2 separate regions of the Homo sapiens genome follow, and region 1 is linked to region 2. Evidence: chromatin contacts called from ENCODE Hi-C or POLR2A ChIA-PET data. All regions are on one chromosome and are shown on one strand. Each heading gives the region's core, a stretch centred on a gene start or an enhancer-like site at or near the end of the contact. The rest is flanking DNA. Distances are from core to core; before and after follow the strand shown. Region 1 holds the start of PCNA-AS1 (PCNA antisense RNA 1). Region 2 holds the start of RNF24 (ring finger protein 24).

Region 1 (2,821 bases), core at 76-2,575, 1.1 Mb before region 2:
CACTTGAACCTGGGAGGCGGAGGTTGCAATGAGCTGAGATCGCGCCACTGTACTCCAGCCTGGATGACAGAGCAGGACTCCATCTCAAAAAGAAAGGAAAAGAAAAGAAAAAATATTAAATGTGTACGCTCTTTGACTCAGCTGTATTACTTCAAGGAGTTGATATCACCAAAATTGCCTAAGTGCTCAAAGGTGTTTGTAGTTAAACAACAGGAGATTGATAAATTATGTTATATACATGTGATGCTATGTTTTAAAGAGGTACTGATATGATAAAAGATGTACGTGGCATAAAATTAAATGTACTTTATTAAGTACTTTTCCAAGTGTTTACGGAATGAGTGCATTTTTGAAAAAAAAAAAGTGTATTCGAACTTTTAAAAAAGCTTTAAAAGCTTTATACAATGAACGATTGAGTGATTATAAGAGCTGGCGGGGGAATGTTAAGAGGATGATAGGGAGCTAAGTTTAACAGAACAATTCACCTCTTTATCTTGTGACACCTACGAGCGCATCAATTCTGTAATTGAAAAATAAAGTGCATATTTGCAGCAGCTGTACTCTCTTCAGGCTGCAAGGAGGCTTTTCCTCCCGGTAGGCTTGATTTGCATTTCACTTTCACTTTCGTGGCTGGAAACTTTCTACCCACGTAGTGGGAGGCTGAGGAGCCACCATAAAGCTGGGGCTTGACGAGCCGGGACCGGGACCCGATCTCCACATATGCCCGGACTTGTTCTGCGGCCGGGTTCAGGAGTCAAAGAGGCGGGGAGACCTGCGCGACGCTGCCCCGCCCTGCGCCCGCTTCCTCCAATGTATGCTCTAGGGGGCGGGCCTCGCGGGGAGCATGGACACGATTGGCCCTAAAGTCTTCCCCGCAAGGCCGTGGGCTGGACAGCGTGGTGACGTCGCAACGCGGCGCAGGGTGAGAGCGCGCGCTTGCGGACGCGGCGGCATTAAACGGTTGCAGGCGTAGCAGAGTGGTCGTTGTCTTTCTAGGTCTCAGCCGGTCGTCGCGACGTTCGCCCGCTCGCTCTGAGGCTCCTGAAGCCGAAACCAGCTAGACTTTCCTCCTTCCCGCCTGCCTGTAGCGGCGTTGTTGCCACTCCGCCACCATGTTCGAGGCGCGCCTGGTCCAGGGCTCCATCCTCAAGAAGGTGTTGGAGGCACTCAAGGACCTCATCAACGAGGCCTGCTGGGATATTAGCTCCAGCGGTGTAAACCTGCAGAGCATGGACTCGTCCCACGTCTCTTTGGTGCAGCTCACCCTGCGGTCTGAGGGCTTCGACACCTACCGCTGCGACCGCAACCTGGCCATGGGCGTGAACCTCACCAGGTGAGCCTCGCGGCCCCGGGAAGCCGGCCCCGGCCCGCCTGCACCTCCGGTGCTTGGCGGGAGCGCTTTCGAGCCTAGCCCTCATTGGCTGGCGTGGGCCATCCGCGCCTTCTCATTGGCCTGCCACGCAGTGGGGTGGGGCCCAGCTGAGCGCGCGGTTCGGAAAAGCCCGCGCTGGCTGCTGCGCGAACCTGCTTTTTCGCGCCAAAGTCACAAAGCGGGTGGTGGCGGGAAAATCAAGGGTTTTTCCGCAGTGCCAGGAACACTGTTCCAGGGCTCTTTGCTCACTAAATCCTGTTGGCCTTGAATGGACGCTTTAGCTGTGGCTTTCTTGTTTCTGAGACGGTCTCGGTGTGTTGCCCGGGCTGGTCTCCAACTTCTGGGCTCAAGCGATCCTCCCGGCTCAGTCGCGGTTGACTTTAAATGCTTTATAATGCCCTTGCGAGAAATGTGGCAGCCTGTCATCCTACTTAGTGGCAGGAGATTGTTTCTATCCAGAAGGGACACTGCTGGTGGTATTTTAGTATAAATACTGCCAGATGCGTCCCAAAACGTCTGCATTAATAATGGCATCCTCCAGCAGTCCGCTTACCCTCCACCAGTTCTGAGACGGCCTGATGGGTGAGAGTGGTAACCCCTTCTAACCGCGTTCGAAATACAGCCCTTCAGCAGACGGCGTTGATTTTAAAGCATGTGTCTCCTGTCTTCTAGTATGTCCAAAATACTAAAATGCGCCGGCAATGAAGATATCATTACACTAAGGGCCGAAGATAACGCGGATACCTTGGCGCTAGTATTTGAAGCACCAAGTAAGTCGTACCTTTTTACCGAGTCACGAAGCTACAGAAAATCAAAACTCTGTGTCAGTATTTCTCAAAAGCATCTGCTTTCTTTTGGTAGACCAGGAGAAAGTTTCAGACTATGAAATGAAGTTGATGGATTTAGATGTTGAACAACTTGGAATTCCAGTGAGTATCAGTTTCTCATTGTAGAGAGTGCTGTACACAGGCACGATAGTTATGTCATAGAATGTTTGTTTATTTTTACAGACAGGGTCTTGGCTCTGTTGCCCAGGCTGGAGTGCAGTAGTGCCATATAGCTCTCTCTAACCTGGGATTCCTGGGCTCAAGCAGTCCTCTTGCCTTAGTCTCCTAAGTGGCTAGGAAGGACTACGGGCCTGTCCCACCACACCTGGCTAATTTTTTCATTTTTGTGTGTGGGCGTGGGGGCAGTCTTGCCCAGGCTGGTCTGGAACTCCTGGCCTCAAGTGATCCTCCTCCGTCAAGATATGTTAATATAATTTAAGCCTACTTCATAACAACTTTTTCTAGAAATATATCTACTGGTGCATGTTTCAAAGAGAGATTTTAGTATTTGGATAGTTGTTCACCACAAGTCTAAAACTCACAGGTTAAATTTATTGTTTACTGCCAGTTGTCTATTTGCATTAACTTCCATGAACCTCTTTTAAAATTTGTTTCCTTCTAG
Region 2 (2,723 bases), core at 82-2,581:
AGACACAAGGCGATGGGAACAAGAGAGTATCTGCAGAATACACTGCCTGCTAAAGACAAGAGAGGACTCCCCAGATCCTTGCCTTGGTATTGCAGGAAGAGCTCAGCCTCCCAAAATCGGAGGTCAATTTATTGCCTGCCCTGTAGAATGGGAGCCGGAGGTTGAGGAGTGGATGTAAATAAAGGAATGCACTGTTTCTTGCACACACCTCTCTCCACTATCTGGGCAGAGTCTAGGTCTCATCCATCACCAAGGTTCTAGCACTCAGCTGAGAGGCTGCAGCAGGAGGGGCAGATGGAGGAGGGTGCGGTGCATACCATCTCCCCATCAAACCAATGGGCACCACGTGACCATTCTTGTGTCTCTGGGGACTGTCAATCTGCATGCTAGGAAAGGGGTGGCATTCCAATCTTTCATTTTTTTGTGTGTGAGACGGAGTCTTGCTCTGTCACCCAGGCTGGAGTGCAATGGTGCGATCTTGGCTCACTGCAACCTCCGCTCCCCGGGTTCAAGAGATTTTCCTGCCTTAGCCTCCCGAGTAGCTGGGATTACAGGCATGAGCCACCACACCCAGCTAATTTTGTATTTTTAGTAGAGACAGAGTTTCTCTATGTTGGTCAGGCTGGTCTGGAACTCCTGACCTCAGGTGATCCACCCGCCTTGGCCTCCCAAAGTGTTGGGATTACAGGCGTGAGCCACTGCGCCCGGCCCCATGCTTTCACTTTTAAAAATGCTTGTAGGGCACGCAAAAATACTAAACGGTCGATGGAGAAGGTCTGTCTGGAGTAGTTGTTTTTTTTTTTTTTTTTTGAGACAGAGTCTCGCTCTGTCGCCCAGGCTGGTGTGCAGTGGCACGATCTCGGCTCACTGCAAGCTCCGCCTCCCAGGTTCAGGCGATTCTCCTGCCTCAGCCTCCCAAGTAGCTGGGACTACAGGCGCCCGCCACCACACCCGGCTAATTTAATTTTTTGTATTTTTAGTAGAGACGGGGTTTCATCGCGTTAGCCAAGATGGTCTCGATCTCCTGACCTCGTGATCTGCCCGCCTCAGCCTCCCAAAGTGCTGGGATTACAGGCGTGAGCCACCTCGCCCGGCCTGTCTGGCGTAGTTCTAACCAGGAACAGAGCCAGCGGCCAGGGCCGCACCAGGCCTGGCCAGGGAGCGCCGCGCCTGCGCACTGCAGACTCTGAAGCCGCCGAGCCCTCCGCCGAGGTGGGTGGGGAAACTGCCCGGGCATCCGGGTCCCTCACCCCGCCCCCGCTGCATGAATGAGAGGCGCGGCGCCCGCCCCTCCCCCGGCGGGCCCGCCCCTCGCGAGGGGCCGCCGGGCGCAGTCAGCCGCCGCCACCTCCGCCGCGCTCTGTCCGGACGGACGCTCGCCGCCCGCAGCCTGCCGCCCGCCGCAGGGCGCTGACGGTCCCGCACGTCTGCCGCTGCCACCGGCGCGCCCGAGTAAGTGAGCGAGCGAGGGCGGGAGCGCCGCGGCCGCCGCCCCCGGGCTGGGGTTTGGGGGACCGAGCCGCTCCGGGTTCGGGATGCTGAGGAGACCGCGGGCCCGCGCCAGCCTCCCACACACACACACTCTCCCGGCGCCTCGGCCGGCCGGGCGCGGTGTGCAGGGGTGAGGCGGTGTCTCCAGGCTGAGGAGGGACGCGGAGGAGGGTCCGGCGCGGCCCCGGGACTGGAGGGTGAGTCCCTCACAAAGGGCGGAGCGGGGCTGTCACCTGGAGATCACGGAGGGAAGGTGCGTGGGCCCCCGCACGTCCTGCTCGCCCAAGCCCTGGCATCGGGTCCCCGGGCGTGGGAGGCGGCTGGGATGAGCTGGGAGGCTAGGAGGAGGATGGCGAGGACGCTGCCCCCGCGTTGGCGGTGGGCGCGCGCCTTGGGGGGTGCGGCGTGGCAGTGTTTTCCTGGTCCCCGTCCACTCCTCCCCTTTCTTTGTGGCGCTTGTCTCGTGCCCCGTTGTCACAGTGTGCATGGCAGTGGTCGGGGTGGAGACCTCTTCCCTCGGCTTACTCATTAATGAAAGTCACCATCTGTGGGCAGGGGGCGTGTGTGGTTCCACAGGCCGGAGAATTAAGGACCCTCCTTTGTTTCTGGAGACCTAATGATGTGTGTGTGTGTGTGTGTGTGTGTGTGTGTGTGTGTGCGCATTCAAGTGAAAGGGACATCTATGAAATGAGAGAATCAGAGATTGTCAAAAAGGGTATGAGGAAAAGGGGAGGGGATATAACTTCATCACACCTTTACCCAATTCTTTACCTGATGTTATTTCAAACAGTTTTTTCTCACTGTAAAACCAGTGGGTTTTATTCATTGGAAATGTGCATCTAAATTCTCATATATCTGTGTTTCTAGAATACTTTGCCTTTTTGGGCTTAGTTAATGGTAAGATTCTCATGTCTGTCTACATAGGAATACTCCACCGTACAGGACACTGCTTTCTGGGTTTAGTTCATTGATAATTTGTCCGAATGCTCATAAACATGTCTATAGGAATACTCCAATATATCTAGGACACAGTTTTCTCCGCTCCTGAATACAGGCAGATTTTGTTTCTTTCTGCCTCCCTGTGTTAATGAGAAGGTAGTCCAGCAGGTTCTCTCTACCTCCTTGCTTTTTTTTCCCCTTAATGCTTTGGCAGAGGGTTTTATTGCATATTACCCTGGCATGCGCCCTTGCTTTGATGTGAATTTTCCTGTGTTCTGTTGTCTGGTTGTACA

What was found. Hi-C counts contacts between places; a loop is a spot of excess contacts on that map. ChIA-PET counts read pairs that join two places held with the same protein, here RNA polymerase II (POLR2A). Pooled maps may share reads with other maps.
Region 1: a loop to region 2 is called in a pooled map, with 6 times the contacts of the local background. The contact joins the promoter of PCNA-AS1 here to the promoter of RNF24 in region 2. A Hi-C loop is called at or near these places in 1 of 168 maps with a recorded cell type or tissue (B cell) and 9 of 50 pooled maps. POLR2A ChIA-PET finds 5 or more read pairs at or near these places in 2 of 52 experiments (activated B cell and activated T-cell).

Annotation. Positions count from the first base shown.
Region 1 is chr20:5,118,090-5,120,910 of GRCh38, reverse strand. It overlaps PCNA-AS1 (PCNA antisense RNA 1), which reads right to left and starts at 1,325. Exons shown (of 1, transcript NR_028370.1): 1 at 942-1,325. PCNA (proliferating cell nuclear antigen) reads left to right here and starts at 953. Exons shown (of 6, transcript NM_182649.2): 1 at 953-1,333; 2 at 2,045-2,142; 3 at 2,234-2,301. The coding sequence starts at 1,113. RefSeq lists enhancers at 420-869, 1,000-1,169, 618-1,498, 1,610-1,759, 1,499-2,379 and a silencer at 1,360-1,419.
Region 2 is chr20:4,014,166-4,016,888 of GRCh38, reverse strand. It overlaps RNF24 (ring finger protein 24), which reads left to right and starts at 1,331. Exons shown (of 6, transcript NM_001134337.3): 1 at 1,331-1,452. RefSeq lists enhancers at 1-205, 409-1,341 and a silencer at 1,225-1,824.